2 separate regions of the Mus musculus genome follow, and region 2 is linked to region 1. A link is a loop called in an ENCODE intact Hi-C map of the cell type or tissue named here. Cell type or tissue: heart. All regions are shown on one strand. Each heading gives the region's core, and the rest is flanking DNA. Links, peaks and the distances in the headings are about the cores only. Region 1 holds the start of Mcts1 (malignant T cell amplified sequence 1). Region 2 holds the start of Lamp2 (lysosomal-associated membrane protein 2).

Region 1 (10,359 bases), core at 5,072-7,571:
AAATGAAATCTAATTTTTTCTTGGTTAAGATACCCTTACTAGGAGGCTGGAGAGATGGCTCAGCGGTTAAGAGCATTGACTACTCTTCTGGAGGTCCTGAGTTCAAATCCCAGCAGCAACATGGTGGCTCACAACCATCTGTAATGAGATCTGATACACTCTTCTGGTGTGTCTGAAGATAGCTACAGTGTACTTACATATAATAATAAATAAATATTTGGGCTGGAGCGAGTGGGGCCAGAATGAGAAGGAAAAATAAAAAGATACCCTTACTATATTGCCTAAACTGGCCTTGAACTTGAAAAGCTTCATCTTCTGAGAGCTGGGATTACAAACCTACACCACCCAATCTGGCCTGGAAGTTCCAGTTTCGTTTTAACTTTTTGTATTTTTGAGACAGTCTCATTTAGCTTAGGCAAGCCTTAGCCTTCCGTCACACCTCCTTCTACCTCTCCAGTGTTGAGCTTACAGGGATGAGTCATTACTTCAATTTCTGTTTTCCAAGACAGGTTTCTCTGTGTAGCCCTGGCTGTCCTGGGACTCCCTCTGTAGACCAGGCTGGCCTCAAACTCAGAGAATGGGCCACCTGTCTCTGCCTCCCAAGTGCTGAGATTAAAGGTGTGAGTCACCACCCCCTGGATCAATTTTTAATTTTTGAAGAGGATAATTTTGAAATATATCTTCTGTAACATTGGGTCGTTATAGCAATGATTTATTTAAAGATGAGACCTGGGCCAGCAAGATGGTGCAACAGGCAAAGACGCTTAAGATAAGCCTAACCACATGAGTTTGATTCCCAGATCCCAATGGTAGAAGGGGATATCTGATTCTTACAAGCTGCCCTCTGCCCACATATGCACTGTGGTGTGCTCATGGCCACACACACCCACAATGAATAATAGAGTCCATTTATATACTGTATATAACAATGTTTTGTTGTTTTTATTTTCTGTGGTAATACACAGAAACCTCTATCTATATCAGACAGAGGGAGCAAGGACGGAACAAAGAAAGCAACAAATCTTTCAAGTCCAGTTTGGTAACTGATGATACACTCTGTGTGTGTGTGGGGGGGGGGGGGTAGACAGAGACAGAGAAAGAGAGAGACAGAGAAAGAGAGAGACAGAGACACAGAGAGAGACAGTGAGAAAGAGGGAAAGAGAGCAGAAAAGAGAGAGGGGTGAGTGTGAGGGAAAGAGAGAGGGAGAGAGACAGCATGACACATACTAGGTATGTGCTATACCAGTGTATGTGTGGTGGTTGGTGCCTGGTTACTTCAAAGACTGAGCAAGACTGTTATGTTTGGGGTCAGCCTGAGCTTAATGAAATTTCAGGTCAGACTATAGAGTAAGGATCTGCCTCAAAACAACAACAACAACAACAACAACAACAACAACACAAAAGAATTAAAAAAAACAAAACTATAAGCAATCAAGCAACAACTACTACTCCCAGTCTGATACCATAGGCTTAGAAACCCAGATACTCTGGAAGTTGAGAGAAAGTTCAAGGCTAGCCTGAGCAATTTAGTGAGACTCTAGCTCAAAATTAAAAAAAAAAAAAAAAAAAAAAACTAGGAAAAGAGGAACGAGAGTGTAGCTCCATGGTGGAGTGCTTTGCCTAGCATGCACAATGTCTTGGATTCCATTCCCAAAACCAGTACCAGGCACATACATAAAGTCCCCAAAATACAAGTCCAAAGCAAAGCAAAAATGCCATCAACTGGGCACTGACTATTACCAGCTCTAGCAAGAGATTGACTTCATAAGGAAAGAAAAGTTATTATTTCTAGTAATATGGATTTTTGGTATAACACTTTTAAATAAGTAAAATTAGTAGTTTTAAGTTATTATTTTATATATTTAATATCAAATTATATATTATTTTATATAATTATACATATATTTCTTATATGTATGAGTACTTTGCCTGCATGCATACCTGGTGCTCATGGAGGCCAGATCAGGGCATTGGAGCCCCCAGGACTGGAGTTAAGATGATTGTGAGCACTTGTAATTGCACAGAACCCATGCCAGCTCAGAGTTTAGGTGTACACACGTACCCAGCCGAGTGTTTTTAGAATAACTACTGCACAAATTGACAATAGGTCATAGGTCATTCTCTCTCTCCCTCCTTTTTACTTCCCTTTTCTTTTTCTTCCCTATTTCCTTTCCTTCACCCTACCCCCTAACTCATGAAAAGATTCTATGGACTGAAAAAGCCCCAGGCTGAAAGGACTGAACCGCCTTGATTGACATGGGGAGGGGGGTTAGTAGACTGTGTATGGGCAGCAGAGGCTGCTGCCCGACGTGTGGTTCTGATGGCCAGCGCGGGGCAGAAGCGTTTTGCACACTGTTTGTTTTCCTGTCTTGCACTTACAAATAAGGTCTATGGGAGTAGCATGGGAACCGGTGGTTGTTTTTCCCTTTTTCTTTTTTAATTGCTTTTGTTTAAAATTTGATCGCCTTAACTACTGTAAACATAGCCTATTTTTGTGTTTAAGATACTGAATGGAAAACCCCATTGTGTGTTGCTGGACTGTTTTGGAAATATTTGGTCAAATGTATGTTAATTTGGCTGTAATGGCATTTAAAGCAAGCAAACAAGCAAACAAACAAAGCTGTGAAAATGGCCTTGGAGCATTATCTTTAGTTACTTGAAGAGTTTCTAGGTTTTTTTTTTTTTTTTTTACAAATACAGTTTATGTTAAAATAATCTTTATTAATTTAGAGGAGACAATGTCTGTGGAAGAACGGACTTTTTTGGATTTTTAAAAAAGATTTATTTATTTATTTATTTATTTATTTATTATATGTAAGTACATTGTAGCTGTCTTCAGACACTCCAGAAGAGACAGTCAGATCTCACTATGGGTGGTTGTAAACCACCATGTGGTTGCTGGGATTTGAACTTCGGACCTTCAAAAGAGCAGTCAGGTGCTCTTACCCACAGAGCCATCTCATCAGCCCCTGGATTTTTTTTTTTTTTAACGGTCATTGTGATTGCTTTTTCTTTTACTTAGTTTCACATTCTTCCTTTGTTCTAAATCTTCGACTGACATCTAGCTTTGACAATCATAGTATGTTTTATTTCCTGAGGGGGAAATAACTTATAATGTTGTTTAGTTTTGTACTACTGACGTGTTGGTGAATTTTTAAACTGTGTGCTAACTGCAATAAATTATATGAACTGAGAAAAAAAAAGATGATTGTGAGCTGCTATGTGGGTTCTGTGAATGAAACCCAGGTCCTTTTGGAAAAGCAGCCAGTCATCTTAACTGGGGAAACATCTCTCCAGATCCAGTGTAGATTTTCAAACAAAAAGTTTAAGAAATTATTTTTTTTTTCAAGACGGAGCTTCTTTGTGTAGCCCTGGCTGCCTTGGAACTTGCTTTGTAGACAAGGCTGGCCTCAAACTCAGGTATCTGCCTGCCTCTCTCCCAAGTGCTAGAATTAAAGGTATGTGTTACCACATCTGGCTAATTTGTTACTATTTTTTTGTCCAAGAAATTAACTTTGATTTGCTTGTAGAACATACTAATTACATACAATGTTGCCAGATACAGATTACCCTGATGGTTTGATGGTGGATGCAAAAATAATATGCATTCAGTAGAAACGAATTTTTATCTTCTCCTGGTTTGGTGACATGTGGTATATTGTTTTGCTAGGCTGGGGAATGACAGTAAAGCCCGTGTCTTTCCATCAGTCAGTGATGATGAAGGGAAACAACCAGTTCTCTCTCAATAATGTTCCACATTGCTAAGTTATGCTGCTTTTTAGGGTAGATGTATTTAAAGATGCTTTCTTTCTTTTCTTTTTTTAAAAAGATTTATTTGGCTTATTTATTTATTTATTTATTTTTGAGACAGGGTTTCTCTGTAGAGCCCTGGCTGTCCTGGAACTCACTCTGTAGACCATATTTGTTTATTTTTATGTGAATGCACTGTAGCTGTCATCAGACACCCCAGAAGAGGGCATCAGATCCCATTACAGATGGTTGTGAGCGACCATGTGGTTGCTGGGAATTGAACTCAGGACCTCTGGAAGGGCAGCGGGTGCTCTTAACTGCGGAGCCATGTCTCCAGCCCCAACATGCTTTCAATTTAATGATATTTTCAGTTTATAGAATGGGTTTATGGCTTGGTAATCCCATCTTAAATCAGAGAGCATCTGTGTAACTTGTAGCGAATTATCTATTTTCACTAACACTAACCTCCTTAGTAATGGTTGTTTATAATGTACTTGTTATGAAATGCAGGCTCTTAGAGCAGCATGAGAATTGCTAGGAGAGGAGTACTACTTGGCAAGAAGTTGTGGACTTTCTTTTTCCTGAGACAGTTCCATTTTGTAGCCAAGGTGCCGCTGACCTCTCCTCCTTCCTGCCTCGACTTCCATGCTTTGCTCCTGCTAGGATTATACCTAGGGGCTACCATGGCCGACCCAGCTTCAGTTTTGCATGTTTATAAATGCAATATTCCAAATGCTTCAGTGTTGATTGATATTAGTAATACAGATACATGCTAAAGATGTTCACAAAAGACTGATGGGTAAACAGGAATACCAAATTGTTAATTTATAAAGACAAACATAATCGGTCATGCAGATTTGATTGGAAAATATTAAATTATTAAATGAAGATTGTTGATACCATAGAATCAAGACAAGGTAGGCATGGTAACCACTAATTATTCACAAACAGTTGAACAATATAAATGCATAGTAGGTTTGTCTGGAATATTTTAAAGGTTCATATCCCCATTGAGGACTAGAATATTTGCCCCTAGAGAGACTGTGGTATTTGTCTTATAGATCTAGTATTTCTGTGTCTCACATATTGAGTAGTCTTTAATCCCTTTGCCATCATGATTTCGTTTTTTACCTTTCTGATTGAAAACCCTCAAGAAGCATAATTTTGTTTTCTTAAAAAAAAATTTAGGGCTGGAGAGATGTCTCAGTGGTTAAGAGCACTGACTGCTCTTCTGAAGGTCCTGAGTTCAAATCCCAGCAACCACATGGTGGCTCACAACCATCTGTAATGGAATCGATGTCCTCTTCTGGTGTGTCTGAAGACAGCGACAGTGTACTTACACATAATAATAAATAAATCTTTGGGCCGGAGTGAGCAGGGCCTGGGTGAGCAGAGGTTTGAGTTCAATTCTCAGCAACCACATGATGGCTCACAACCATCTGTACAGCTAGAGTGAACTCATATACATAAAATACATAAATAAATCTTTAAGAAAAATGTTTTAGAAAGTATTCAAAGCTTAATGTGGTGGCACATGCTTTTAATCCCAGTACGAGTGAGGCAGAAGCAGGCAGGCGTCTGAATTTGAGGCCAGTCTGATCACCATAAGGAGTTCCAGGTCAGCTAGCATATATAGTGAAACTCTGTCTCAGAGAAAAACAAACAAAACAAAACAAACAACAACCCCCTACCATACAACCAAAATGTATTTCTTTATCTTTTCATTTCACTTGTGACTACTATTACTGGAGCAGCAGTCTTTTTATTCTTTAAGGGAATTACCTTATTTTCCTTTTTTCATTTGTTTTCTTTTAGAGATAGGGTCTCAAGTCTTCTCCAACCCTTCAAGGTTTGTGATTAGGGCATGAGTTATCATGCCTGGGAGGAAATTACATTTTTGTTTGTGTTCAAGAAATCAATTTTATTTGTTTTGCTTCTTTTTCAAGACAGGCTCTCTGTGTAGTTCTAGTTGTTCCGGAACTAGTTCTGTAGACCAGGCTGGCTTTGAACTCAGAGATCATCAGCCTGTCCTGCCCCCACCCCCACCCCAACTCCCATCCCTGTACTGGTTGGTATTAAAAGCTTGTGCCAAGATGTCCTGTTACATTCCTGATTTATAGTTCAGTTTTTAACTATCAGAGTGAAGCAGGGGACAGCAACCTGATGACTTATTTGATAATTCTATGACAGCACTTCACTGTCCAATGATTATAGCTACCAGATTAAAAAAAAGGTTGTTCAATTAAATTCAGAAAAACAAGTAGTTCTTAGCATAAGCAAGGTCAAAACGTAGATGAAGTATACTTGCACCAAAAGGTGTTCACCTTATTTGAAATTCAAATTTGACTAGGTATCTTGTAATTTTATTTGCTGAACCTGACAACTTTGACATTAATTTAACATGAAGCTATGAGGCTCGCCTAGGCTCAAGCAGCTTGATAGGCATCAATTCACTCTGTTGCTTCAGATAGGAAGCAAAACCTATTATCCTTACAAACTATTTAGCATAGTGGTAGGTGGCAACAAAGACCTAAGAATCTTGACCCTTTGAGGAACCCGTAACTGACTGCCACAATTTCTGCTTTGATTGATTCCCTCCCCCACTCTATTCTTCCAGCAACCAGAAAGAATTGCTTGATCACTTCTTCCTTCTGAAGTCCCGCCCTTTCGGCTACCCCCAATGGAGACTAAGCTGTTACTGAAAAGGAGCCGACAAAAGCGTCAACGTGGAGTCGAGAGGAGCGGAAGTAGTCAGATTTCGCTAAGGGCCGTAAAGCGGATAGTGTTTTCGCCTTCCGGATTAACGACAGCAGCTCCGACTGTCAGTGCAGGCCTTCCTCGTGCTGGACCCTTCCTAATTCAATTTCCTTCCCATTCCGGGCCCTTCCCTATCGTCGCCCCTTTCACCTTGGATCATGTTCAAGAAGTAAGGACACGCTGTGGCCTCCATTGGCTGCTTAGAAAGGCGGTGGGGGTGGGGGTGGGGAAGAGGGAGAGAGCAAAGGTCCTCTTTCTCTCTCCCCCGCCCCTGCCATCCTGACTTCCTAAGGTTTTGTAAAGTATAGTACTATGCTCACTTCGGACTTGGACCACTTCTTTAAGCTTTCCATCCTTAATCTTCAGTCGGGGCTTGGCTCTCCCGCTCCCATTTCCTTTTTCCTTAGCCCTGTTCTGCCTTTCCAGCAGTGCTATCTCCATTCCTAGTATTCTACCAATCACATCCTTGCACTGTGATTTAGGGGCACATCCTCAGCTGAGAGGAGAGCCCTGCACTCTGCTATATGTTTATTAGTTATGAACTGAAAAAAGGAAGGCTTGACTTCCTGGGTCATGGCAGTGAGGGAGTCTGGGTGACAGGAAGCAAGCGGCTGGCCTGTCAAGCCTATTGCTAAGCTGCTAGATTAACCTTGTCTTGAGAACAACGTGGTAGCCCTATGTGCTAGTCTGTGTAAGGAAGACCAATTTCCTTGGAAACCTATCCAGTGGGTTTATCTTCCAGATCTGATAGACGCAAAAGGAAAAAAGGGGAACATGGGCAAAGGAAGGTGGGTTTTGTGCATGAAAATTTGAGCAAATCTGGACAGGGATTTTAAAATTATCTCACTATTTCTTTAAAAAAAAAAAAAACAAAAAACAACAGACTACATAGCCTGCTGGGGCTCTCATTCTTTTGTTATGCTTCGGTTAGTCTTTTGTATTTTAATGTGTGAGGTTTCTTTTAGATTAAAAAATAGATTTTTATTAAATAGATGGGAGTCTTTTTTTCCTTTGAGCAGAAATTTTCAGTAAAAGGCATTTTTGTTAGCTGACAACAGATTCTAGCATAACAATTTCTTTGCCCCCAATAATTGCAGTATGTATGAGAGTTTATTCTAATACTGTCTTTAACACGTTGGTTTTGTATTGTATAAGACAAATGGAAATTTGTATTTTAAAAACAATTTATTTCATAATTATTTTAAGCATGAGTACTTGCTTGGGAATAGATGATTAATTAGAACCTTACTTTTAGATTTCTGATTCTTCTGCTTAGCAATGCCCTTTTTTTTTCTCTTCAAAAAAAAATCATTTGCCAGATTTGATGAAAAAGAAAATGTGTCCAACTGCATCCAGTTGAAAACCTCGGTTATTAAGGGTATTAAAAATCAATTGCTAGAGCAATTTCCAGGTATTGAACCATGGCTTAATCAAATCATGCCTAAGAAAGACCCTGTGAAAATTGTCCGATGGTAAGTCCTTGTTTTTTTCCATGTAAAGATTAGAGTAGCTGAATATCAAAGGTTAGGTTGTTTTCATTCTAAATGGAATTATTATCGATAGAGCAATGATGAGAATAGACAGAGTTAACTCTAAAAGTTAGTTGTATTTCTATTTTCAAATCTTATCTATGTATATGAAAATGCTACTTTGTGTAATGTTTTATCAAAGACTTGTTTTTATTTATAAGTCGATTTATTTCAGTTTGCTCTTGAGATTTATTTTATACTTGACAGTGGAATTACAATAATAAAATGTAGAATGAAATTGGCTGTAGCATGTCATATTTCCTCTCTTTTTTTCTATATCGGACAGGTATTTTTTGGTCAGAATATTTACTGGAAAATAAGCTTAATGTATCTTTGTATGTGCATATTTCATGTTATAATTTTTATAGGATGTTTGACTTACATCCATTTTTGAACGAAAGTATCTAACTTTGTTCTCTGTGACATTTGTCTTACAGCCATGAACACATAGAAATCCTTACAGTAAATGGAGAATTACTGTTTTTTAGACAAAGAGAAGGGCCTTTTTATCCAACTTTAAGATTACTTCATAAATGTAAGTCTCTTATACATTAGAAAAAGTCCCTTCCCTCCAATGAAGCATTCATTAGTTCATCCATTCCATAAAAGCATGGAGTGGTGGCTCACAGATGGAATCACAGAGCTTAGGAAGCTGAGACAAGAAATTGATACAATTTTGAGGCCAGGCTGGGCTATAGGGTGATGCATTTCTCCCAAACAAAGACCCCAGAAATATTAATTCATTAATTATTTAGTGAACTTTCTTTGTTTTTTTTGTTTTGTTTTGTTTTTCGAGACAGGGTTTCTCTGTGTTCCCCCTGGCTGTCCTGGAATTCACTCTGTAGACCAGGCTGGTCTTGAACTCAGAAATCCGCCTGCCTCTGCCTCCCAAGCGCTGGGATTAAAGGCGTGCGCCACCACTGCCCGGCTTTTAGTGAACTTCATATGTGGTAGGCACTGGGCTACTTATTAAGAAATACAATTATAAGCAAAGACAGACGACATAGTTTCCTGTCCTTATTGTAGTTGGAAGAATAGACCACTGTGTAATTATAAACATATACATAAACTAAAAAAGGGCTTTAAACATTTTCATTTAAGTTTGTTACTAGAGTTCTGTAATTATCTGTGCATTGGGTAAAAATGGAAATCCTATTTATTACTAATTAAATACATGGATAGATGTCTTGACATTAAATAATGTTTATTTCATATATACATTTACAGATTGTTAGTTTGAATATATTACAAAAAGTTGAAGATATAATTCCAATGAACAAGAACTATTCAAATGGAAGCAAATATTTCCTATTCAGTTTGGTATTGTTGCCAAGAGGCAGAAGGAAGGGTAGTGACTTATAGGCTCTATTGATGATGAGTATTGGTGGTGATTAAATGAATTTATCTCCTTGTAAAAACCAAAGTCATTCAACCACACCACAAGGAGATAAACTTTTTTTTTTTTTTTTTTTTTTTTTTTTTTGGTTTTTTGAGACAGGGTTCTCTGTGTAGCCCTGGCTGTCCTGGAACTCACTTTGTAAACCAGACTGGTCTCGAACTCAGAAATCCACCTGCCTCTGCCTCCTGAGTGCTGGGATTAAATTTTTAATTGCCTAGTGTTACAGAGGTCAGGAGTAGCAAAACTGTTAGGCAGTTTTTTAAGCAGGTGAGATATTTTAATATTTATAAAACTAAGTATTAATTATTCAGTTAAGCATTGATTTTTTTTTCAGATTAAGACCTGATAGAAATTAAATCCTGGGGGCTGGAGAGATGGCTCAGAGGTTAAAAGCACAGGCTGGTCTTCCAGAGGTTCCAAGTTCAATTCCCAGTAACCACATGGTGGCTCACAATAGTCTAATAATGAGATCTGGTGCCTTCTTCTGGCCTTCAGGCCTACATGCAGGAAGAATGCTATATATATATATATATATATATATATATATATATATATATATATATCCTGATGCAATGGGGATAATTTTTTGTTTTGTTGTTTGAGGTTTTGTTTGTTTGTTATTGTTCCTTGAGACAGACACTAGGTAGCCAAGGCTGGTTTTCTATTTCTAATAATCCTGCTCCTACCTCCCAGGTATTGGGATTATAAAGTTGTTTTACCACACCTGGCTACTTTTAGGAACCTTGAAAAGCTTAAAAACTCCTTCTCTAGGGGCTGGATGGATGGCTTATCAGTTAAGAGCACTGGCTGCTCTTCCAGACTTCAATTTCCAGCATCTATATGGTTGCTCACAACTGTCTGACTGTAGTTCCATGGGATCCAAGTCCCTCCTCTGTGCGCATACATGCAGATGAAACACTGATA
Region 2 (10,359 bases), core at 4,081-6,580, 140 kb before region 1:
CCGTGTTTCCCCTAACCCCCTAAACAGCAGCCCAAGGAGGAGAGACTAGAATTATCACATGAGACCAGCCTTATAATTACCTGAACTCTTACTGCTCATTCAAAAACACAAACGAGCTTTTTGTAAAACACCGTGTAAGAGCCACGGAAGACAAAAAGAGATCACCTTTGGTCTAATTCACCATCTTACCTACTGACCTTCAGCCACTCCACAGTAGATCTACTGCTAGCTACCGCCAACACCGGTCACCTCCTCCACTCAGAGACTAAGACCATAAAAACAGAAAATAGGCTACTACATCTAAGAGCTGGAAAACATACTCCTTTTTCAGCTTCAGTAATTTATTTGTTGTATTTTGACTGAAAGTTCCTATTAGCCTTGATCATGATTTCCCACCCCCCATCCCCTCCCAGAGCCTCCTCACCCACACCATCCCAAAGGCTTACAGGTATGGTGGGCCTCCTCCCAGCACCAAGGTCTCTGCCCGAACGTCACTCAACACGAGAAAGCCTTTTGTTTGTCCCACTATCCGAAATGTTACTTACCTATAGGGCTATCTTCACCCTCTAAAATGTAGGCTCTAGGACAGCAGACCCTCCACTGTCCATTGCTGCCTCCCTTTCATCTGGCTGTGGTTAGCCTACAGTAGGCAGTTAATAATTTCTGGGAGGGAGAGGCCCCAACCTGACCTACACTCAGGATAGTTAACAAAGCTTTTTTTTAAAAAGTCTCACTCAAGCTGGGCGGTGGTGGCGCAAGCTTTAATCCCAGCACTTGGGAGGCAGAGGCATACAGATTTCTGAGTTCAAGGCCAGCCTGGTCTACAGAATGAGTTCCAGGACAGCCAGAGTTACACAAAGAAAACCCAGAAGTTAAGTGGGGCATGGTGGGGGGTAAATGTTTAGTCCCAGCACTAACGAGGCAGAGACATGTGGATCTCTGTGAGCTGGAGGCTAGCTTGATCTGCAGAGTGAGTTTCAGAACAGCCAGGGCTATTTCACTGAAAAACTCTGAGGAAAAATAAAAAAAACAGAAGTTAGGTTAGGCTAGTTATAAAAATCGATGAGCACAGAGGAAACGATGGAAACAAAATTAAGCAATGATGTTAGGCAAGGACTTTCATCTGTTGCCCTTTTCATGTCTCTAACTCATAGGCCTTTTCCCCAAAAATGGTTGTCTTTCATTGTTTGTAATTCATTCAAATGAAAGCCAACAGAAGTTTTTTGTGAGCCTTTTGTAGTGGTCCGCCCCTTTAATCCCTGCACTCAGGAGGCAGAGAGACTGATCTATACAGTGAGTTCTAGGACAGCCAGGACTACACAGAGAAACCCTGCCTTAAAAAAAAAAAAAAAGAAAAATAATTTTAAAAAATTAAAAAATAAATGTCTGTGGAAAACAATTTAAAGTTTAAGAGTATCTCCTATACTTACTTTAAAGCAAGGTTTTTGGTCTTCCTTTTTTACAGAAATGGCTGGAGATTAAACCTAGGGCTTCACCCACTCTGTGTAAGTGCTCTCTACAACTGAGAGATAGCCCTAACCTTAAAGTAGATTTTTGTTTTTTTTTTTTTTTTTTTAAGATGAGGTTTCTCTGCTAAAGAGCCCTGGCTGTCCAGGAACTCAATATGTAGACCAGGCTGGCCTCAAACTCACAGATCTGCCTGCCTCTACCTCCCAAGTGCTGGGATTAAACGCGTGCAAAACCACTGCTCCACTTAAATAGTTATTTTTAAGAGGCCACTGCTAGAGATGGAATAGAATTATGAAGTTTGCAAGCTGAACCAGTACACCAAGCAGAGTACACATTCAGGACTGGTACCCACTTAAGTACCAAGACACAGTTATGCCTACAGTTTTCAAAATCCTATTCTTGGGTGTCCATTTTGACATGAAAATGTAAAACATGTGCCGGGCGTGATGGCACACGCCTTTAATCCCAGCACTCAGGAGGCAGAGGCAGGCGGATTTCTGATTTCTGAGGCTAACCTAGTCTACAAAGTGCGTTCCAGGACAGCCAGGGCTATACAGAGAAACCCTGTCTCGAAAAACCAAAAAAAAAGTAAAACGTAAAATCCAAAAACAATTCTTAAGATCCGCAGAATCTTCCTCAGCCTGACAGCAAACCAGGATATGCCTGAAAGAAGAGCTGTGCAGACCTAAAAACTAGATCGTGGGGGCTGGAGGGGGCTCATCCATCACTCTTCCAGAGAACCCAGTTGATTCCCAGCACCCACATGGCAACTCACGAGTGTCTGTGCAAACTCCAGTTCCAGGGGGATATGATTGCCCCCCTCAAACTGCCACTGGTACCAGGGACACATGTAATACACAGACATACAGGCAGAGAAAAATACATAAATAAAATATAGATAAATCAAAAAATATGAAAAAAAAACCCAACCCTGCATCCTACATTATTGCTCCTGTAACTCCCTTGCTGAAGTTGTGGATGGAATCAGCTCAGGAAACATCTACAAGGATGGATCTAGTTAACTACAAGCCACTAGGTTTGAGCTGTTCTTCTATGCACTAAGCCTTATCTGTTTACTTTCTGCAATGAGCGTGTACTGCTTTTTTAAATGCAAAAGAAAAGACTTCATTAAAAAAAAATTAATGGCACAAAAGCCAGCACATAGGTAATGTACTTTTCTCACTTTCTCTGAACAATAACAGCATTATGTTTGTGCAGATTCAATTGGCAGGGAATTACTGGTTAATAGGCCTTTGTCAGATGTTCTCTCATCACTGATAAGGTGTTTTCCACTGCAAACAAGCCTCTCTTTGGGGGTCAGCCAGTAAGTGCCTCACAGGTAAGGCTAAGAATTAGGTGTGCGTGCCAAGCCTCGTGACCCAACTTCAGAAGTGTTAGAGGAGTTTCTTACACAGTATGGTCAGCTAGATCAAGGGCCTGCAAATATATTAGAGTCAGAACGTTCTGGTCTATGGAAGACGTCACAGAGTCTCGGCTTAGGTGAATTATATCTGCTGGCATTTACTAGTATTAGAAATGAAAGTTGATAAATTAAGAAATGGCGAGGACAATAGAATCATATCAGCACATATTATGTATACAACATCTAGAAAACTCTACTGTGTATAAGCAAAAGTCTAGGAGGAAAAGAAGAAAGACCTTAATATGGTTGGGGAAGGTTTTCATTCCAAAGGCTCCCTAGTAAGCGTCTTGGGAGTCACGGGAGGAGCCCACTGGATGCTGTGCTCTCACATTTGGCACTGCTGATGTTGAAAGAGAGAACTCTTTCTTGAGAGGGGCTGTTCCTGTCCTTGCAAGCAGGTTAGCAGGATCCCTGGCCTCTATCCACTCGAAGCTGCCCAGTGGGACACACAAAAATTCCTCTGGACTACATATATCTATACAAATACTTATAAGCATCTAATAACAAAAAAACAGAAGGCATGGGTTTGAATAAGGGAAGGGAGAAGTATATGGGAAGATTTAGAGGTGGAGAAGGGAGGGGGAAATATAATTGAAATACAATCTCAAAAAAAAAAAAACCTCAAAAGCTATTATGGAAAAAAATTAATGCCTCTAAGAAGATATTGCCAAATGCCCACTGTGTAAGAACACACTGTACCAGTTGATTCTATCCCACCAACATGTGAATTACAAATGCAATTCTTTTGCTTTCTCAAAGCCCCCTCAATAGGCCTATCTCCAGCCCATTCTGGTGGGTCTTTTTCTTCTATCTCTTTATTAAAGCACAAACAGCAGAAGGCACAAGGTAACAAGGAGCAGAGTAAATCAGGTCAGGAGGACACTGGGATCAAAGTTCAAGCCTAGGCTGTTATGGACTCTCAAGTCTATTGGGACAGATCACAAACAACCAACATTATTAACCCAGCAACTCTTCCCACCACTTTAAAACCACGACTAAGCTGACCTGTAGTGAGGAAAAAAAAGAAGCAGAAAAAAAAAAAAATCCAAGCGGTTGTGAAGAAAATGGATTGAATATACAAAGCTCAGATACACAATTACCATCTTGGAAGCTCCCCGGCTTTAGCATCTAGGGGTATTTCTGTCCGGTGTCTGGCTGGGAGGAAGTAGCGAAAGTTATTCGAGAAAAACAAACAAAGCAACAAAAATCAAGCAAACCAACAACAATAACAAAAAAAAAAAAAAAAACAAAACGAAACAAAAAAACCGAGATCCTCACCACCTTTAAGTCAGATACTCACCCCCCACCAAAGTTATCAACTCATCCCTTTAGTCTCCAGAGGTTGGATATAACTTTTCTTTCCGGAAGTTACTCCAGCCCCAGTCACTATATGTATATGTATGTACGTGTGTGTGTATCCCTTCACTCTCAAAACTCCAAGGCCATTCCTTAGCTCTTCAATCACTGCTTCTCCCAGCCTCAAGTCCTACCTACAAAGCTCCCAAAACGGTGTCTCTGTCCCTTGGGCCCTACTGTCCTATCTACCTACCCCCCTATGCCCTCCCCCTCCCCAATAATTTCACGAGGGTACAGCGCCTTCCGTTCCAAATTCATTTCTCGCTCTACACTTTTTTTTCACCATCTTTAAAACTCTCCCCTGATCCAGGAAACCAAGCCTCCCCGGTGTCTGCTCCCCGACTCTTTTTCCAAGTTGCTCTCTCTAGCCCAGAGGTCTAGAACTCTGCGCTCCTCTTGCCTAATCCCTTGACGTCGTCCTCCCTCGTCCCCTTACTTGCCCCGCTGTTACTCTCAGAGGCCCTCCTGGCGGGCCATCCCACGGCCAGGCCTTCCTCCAGGTCGTGTGTCCCCCCCTCCCGGCCCCCCCGCGTCCCCCCTCCGCCGCCGCCTCGGGCCGCCGCCGCCCAGTGTCAGCTGTTCGGTCTCTCAAAGCCTTCTCAAAGACCAGTCTTTCAGGTTGTGGCCTTTGAAACTCCCCGATCCCCCGGGCCCGGCTCAAAGACACCAGAGGGCCCGAAAACTCACCTAGGAACAGAAAGATCAGGATGAGCTTTGCGCCTTTAACCGGAGAGAGGCACATCGTGATCCCTCAGGCCAGGCGACCACCGGACCGACAATTCCAACGAATCCCCTCGCAGCCCTGCGGAAGCGAAAGCACGAGAGACCACCGACCGAGGCACCCAGGCACCGCAAAAGCCTGGACTCGCCGCTTCAGCTGGAGTCATAAGACCAGGGGCGGGGTTCTTTATTCCTTTCAGCCAATCAGCATGCTTAGAAACTGAGAGGGAGGCGGTGATGTCCGGGCAGGAGGGCGGCGTGGCCACGCCCTGGCTTTTTGGTTCACAGCCATTATTAAACTAGAAAGAGTTGTGCGAGGAGGGCATTTTTTTAAGGCTAGCAGGAAAGGAGGAACTTTGATGCTTGTAGACAGTGGGTTATTTCTATTCTAGGTCCTTGAGAACAAACAGCATCATTTTTTCTGGCAACAAAACGGCTGCTAGGCCTCTCAAGATATATATGTATGTAAATTTATATATGAAAATATATGTAAAAAATAATACACGATTATTCAAGTATAGAGACCACCTACACAGTTTATACTATAGGTGGATAGGGAAGCTAGGGGGTATGGAGTCATTAACGACCAGATCAGACCATGCTCTTGAAGTTCAAAGTTATAACACTCTCTTTCCTTGATGGGGAAATTGAAGTCAGAAAGAGGAAGCATATTTTTAAATAGAGGAAGAAAAAAAGAGAGAGAAATAAGAATAGAAGGAAATCAAGATCACTCCCATTACTACCCAGAGACACTCTTTACAAAATACATAAACTCCCAGATATTTTTCTATCTGGAATACAAATACAGTTAATGTTCTCTAATGAGTTCATACTAACCCGTATTCTGTACGCTTGCCAAGTGAACAGTAAACAAACATGTCTCAAAACAACAGAGGAAAACAACATTAACGTAAAACTCCAGAGTTGGAATAAAGCAATGACCTTCAAATGTTGCTTCCCAAAACACACACACTCACACACACACACACACACACACACACACTCTTCTCAGGGATTTTGGAAGTAGTTTTTGTTTTGTTTATTTTACCTGATGATGCCTTAGAGACTCTGAAACAAATGCCCTTTTTCCTACAAGCTTACTGTTTGTTTGAGGTTTAATCCTCACTAAGTTGCCTAATAGTTTGACCTTACACTTAAAGTATAGCTGTAGTTCAGGTGGCACTTGAACATATGATTCCTCTGCCTCGGCATGCCTAGTAGCTTGGATTGCAGGGTTTCTCCTCCCATCCTGTCTTATTCCTTTACTAAACAAACACCTGGGGTGATTCTGATGCTGAGGCCCATGAACTGCACTTAGAAAAGTACTAAAAGCCGTGGTGGCGCATGCCTTTAATCCCAGCACTCCAGAGGCAGAGGTAGGCAGATCTCTGTGAGTTTGAGGTCAGCCTGTTCTACAGAGCAAGTTTCAGGACAGCCAGGTTCTGTTTGCACAGAGAAACCCTGTTTCAAAACAAACAAACAAATAAAAAGACAAAGAGAAGCTCTAAAACATAGCTTCAAAGTCATGCAGTTTGGGAGATCTTTAATCTGTGGCTCTATTTAAAAATAAGCTTAAGAAGAGATTTGTGGGGGCAGTTTAGTGAATTCTCAGAAATTCCATGAGACACTGGTGAGGATTTTTCTGTGGAACTTTATAGATTTAGTTAATTCTACCCCAGTCCCCCACTCCAACCCAAATATTCATAACCACAAATCTGCATTCTGTTGTTGTTGTTGTTTTTGACAGGGTCTCCCTACATGGCCCTGGCCGGCCTGGATCTCATATAGACCAGGCTGGCCTAGAACTCACAGAGATCCCCCGGCCTCCATCTCCAGTGCTGGGATTAAGTGTGTGCACAATCCAGCCTGACTGGAAGATCACTGATAAACCCTTTCCCCGGTATTAGGACAATGAATCATGTAAAGAGAGACCCTGTGAATATAGTGAATATAATCAAAGTGTGCCCTACGAATGTATGAAAAAGGTCACACTGAAGTCTATTAGTGTGTATAAATCACAAATGTTATTTATGATTTAAAAAAAAAAGACAATATTGACGGGGCCTGGTGGTAAACAACTTTAATCCCAGCACTAGAGAGTCAGATGCAGGAGGATCTCTGTGAGGGATTTTTGAGTTTGAGGCTAGCCTGGTCTACAGAGTGAGTTTGAGTCTAGCCTGGTCTACAGAGTGAGTTTGAGGCTAGCCTGGTCTACAGAGTGAGTTCCAGGACAGCCAGGGCCACTGGGGATGGTCTTGAGCTGCCTCTACCTCCCTCCCAGGACCCCAGTGTTTAAATAGCTCTGTAAACTGAATTTCTATAGCTTTACCACAATTTATTTTTAAAATAAATTAATTAATCTTCTCGTCAAGCATGGTAGCACATGATTATAATCCCAGCACTAAGGAGTCTGAAGCAGGACTATCAGAAATCCAAGGCTAGCATAAGAAAAAGGCTTAACAAATACATTTTTAAGCCACACTCATCAGACTCATGTGGTTAGTATGAAAGTTGTACCTCAGAACACCACATTTTCTTTTTTTTTTTCCTCTCTTTTCTTATTTATTTGAGACCTGGTCTCACTCCATTGTCCAGACTGGCTTTTTGAAATGTTAGATAGGTCCAAGAAATCCCCCTGCCGGAGAGCCCTGACTAGCTAGTACTCCAAGCACATCCTACCATTCCTGCCACACCAGCATGTTCTTTAACATGGCATTTTAACCAACAACTTGCTTTGCCTTACTGGTTTGGGCATTTGGAAAAGAGTCTCAGGTAAGTACTTGCCAGGGAGACAAAAGCAAAGTAGATTCGGACCATTGCGACGCTCAACTAGACTGCTGGAGCCCCTTCTGCCATCAGATTCTCACAGGAGCTTCCGTTCTCAAAAATGCCAATGAGTTGGATTTGGCCCACCCACTCACTGTCTTTCTTCTTCAGGGAGCTGCAGTTCTTTTCTAAATACCTTTGAACTAGTCGCACTCTGACCACAGTTCACCTGGCATAACTCCTGTTCCTTAAAGTCAACAGATTAACGAACTTCAAGAACAATTGAACAATACCATCACAGTAACTAGGCTTGTTTTAGGTTGGTTAATTAGCCTTGCTGACACATCAAAAGATCATCAAAAAGGAGCATGTTCTTTCATTTCTTTCATTTAAAAACGTTTTCATAACAGTATTGTTCCAAGGACGGTCCAGTCCACGGAACAGAATAAACAGCTTAAAGATACACCTGTGTGCGTATGGAGGATCATTTATTTTGTGTTGGAGGTTGGATGTGATGTACTGTGTCTACTGGGCAAGCACCTTATCACTAGGCAATAGTCCTAGTCCCTTCTGCTTTTGTTGGGGGGGAGGTTGGTTTTTTGAGACAGGATTTCTCTGTTTCCCTGGCTGTCCTGGAACTCACTCTGTAGACCAGGATGGCCTCCCAAATACTGGGATTAAAGGCGTGTGTCACCACCGCCCGGCTTGCTTTTGTATTTTTACTTTGAAACTGAGTCTTACAGGGTTGCCCCGGTTGCCCTTGAATTCCCTTTGTAGCTCTTGCAGGCTTGAAATTTACAGTTTCTGCCACAGCACCCCAAATGCCTGGGAACATGTGCTTGTACCACAAGGCCTTGACTTTGGTGATGTAGTAGATCAGTGGCTCTAAACCTTCTTAATGCTGCAACCCTTTCATACAGTTCCTCATGCTGTGGTGACTCAACCATAACATTGTTTTTGTTGCTACTTCATAACTGTAATTCTGTTACTGTTATGAATTCTAATGTAAATATTTTTGGAGATAGAGTTTACCAAAGGGGTTGAGACCCACAGGTTGAGACCCGCTATAGTACATACTAAAACTATCACTACAAAGGAAATGAAAGAGCCTGGGCATAATCTCTCACACCTTTAGTCCCAGCTCTTAGTAGATAGAGGCAGGGGATCTCTGTTAGTTCAAGGTCATCCTGGTCTGTATGCTAGTCCCAGGCCAGCTAGTGTTACAAGTGAGACTTGCCTCAAAAAGCAAACAACAACAAAATTGACAAATTATTTAATGACTAATCCTGGAAGAATATTTGGTTGGTTTTATTTTTTTTTAATTATCATGCAATGTCACTTTCTCCCCTGGTGTATCTTATCCTCTCCACATACAAATTATTACAACCAAGTTGCCTTTCATATTTTACAATTATCCTATACTCATTGAATGGAGAACATTTGTAAAAGCACTGCTAAACACAAAACAAAACTAGAAATACTCTCTAGTCTATAATCCCCAACGTCTGCCTAGCAGGCTTCTTCTCCCACCCCTCCCCTAGAAGAATGGCTCCAGCTTCCCCTTAGGAGCCCCTCTTAAGCCAGTGAGGGGACAAAGGGATTGAGCCTATGTGCTCCCCCAGCGTCCTGGCTGTCCCTCCAATGCTTGTGTCTTCAGTGGCCCTGATGTGTTCCAGCTCTAAGCATCTTCAGGGCAGAGAATGTGGTGGTATCTTTCAACATTCTGTTCTCATAATCTGTACTCATAAATGTTAGATGGTTTGTTTGTTTTGCTTTTTGTTTGTTTGTTTGTTTTTGAGACAGGGCTTCTCTGTGTATCCTTGGCTGTCCTGGAACTCTCTCTCTGTAAACCAAGCTGGCCTCAAACTCAGAAATCCACCTGCCTTTGTGGAGAGTATAGGGGTTAAAGGTGTGCACCAGCACTGTCCTGAACAGTTCTTGAATTAATAAGTAAACAGAGGATACAGGAAAAGATAGAGAGCCTATAACGTCAGCAGGGAGCTGGAGGAATTATCTCAGCCCACTTCCTGTTTTCTCCATCTGTGTCATGTCAGGGAAAGTGGAAGGGTTTGTTCTTTTTTTCCACCCCCAACTGACTAACCAGCTGTAACTAACAAACTTCTGACCTCTACTTTGACCACTTTCTCTTTATATATGTCTTTTGGTCGTTGTTGAATTAGGATCGTGATATAGAGCCTAGGCTGGCCTTGGGCTTTTTGGTTGTTGCTGTGTTTGGGGTGTCAATGATTTTCTTTTTGCTTTGAAATAGGGTTTCACTGTGTAGCCTTGACTAGTCTGGAACTTTGCTGTATACAGAAGGCTGGCCTCAAACTCATAGAAGTCACCAGCCTTTATTTAGAGTGCTGGGGTTAGAGGCATGGGACACTTTACCCTGCTAGTCTTGAGTTCATTTCCCTACTGCAGCCTCCAGAGTGCTTAGGCTAAAAGAATGCAGCACCAGGTCTGTCATATATCTTTATCCTACTGTCTCTTCCCTTTTGACTCTGTTTTTCTGTCTACTTCTGTGTCCTTACATGTATGTGCGCACGCACACGCTTTTAGCCAGCCTCCTTCATAGCCCCTCTCTGTGATTTTCTTTTGTTGCTTTTTTCTTTTTTGAAAGT

The links. Peaks named below come from ENCODE experiments on the same cell type or tissue, not always from the same donor. Only the 100,000 strongest peaks of a DNase experiment are listed, where the experiment ranks them.
Region 2: a loop joins it to region 1, with 2.0 times the contacts of the local background. A loop is called at or near these places in 1 of 42 quality-filtered maps.

The regions. Positions count from the first base shown.
Region 1 is chrX:38,594,103-38,604,461 of GRCm38, forward strand. Mcts1 (malignant T cell amplified sequence 1) reads left to right here and starts at 6,369. Exons shown (of 6, transcript NM_026902.4): 1 at 6,369-6,676; 2 at 7,827-7,979; 3 at 8,474-8,571. The coding sequence starts at 6,666. In heart, for the core only: no CTCF peak of the experiment used is centred there; DNase peaks (open chromatin) are centred at 6,489 and 7,059; H3K4me3 peaks cover 1,458 bases; H3K27ac peaks cover 1,236 bases.
Region 2 is chrX:38,451,313-38,461,671 of GRCm38, forward strand. Lamp2 (lysosomal-associated membrane protein 2) reads right to left here and starts at 5,148. Exons shown (of 9, transcript NM_001017959.2): 1 at 4,937-5,148. The coding sequence starts at 4,991. It overlaps LOC115489130 (a long non-coding RNA gene), which reads right to left and starts at 4,930. Exons shown (of 2, transcript XR_003953097.1): 1 at 3,994-4,930; 2 at 1-265. In heart, for the core only: no CTCF peak of the experiment used is centred there; DNase peaks (open chromatin) are centred at 4,679 and 5,169; H3K4me3 peaks cover 1,268 bases; H3K27ac peaks cover 1,245 bases.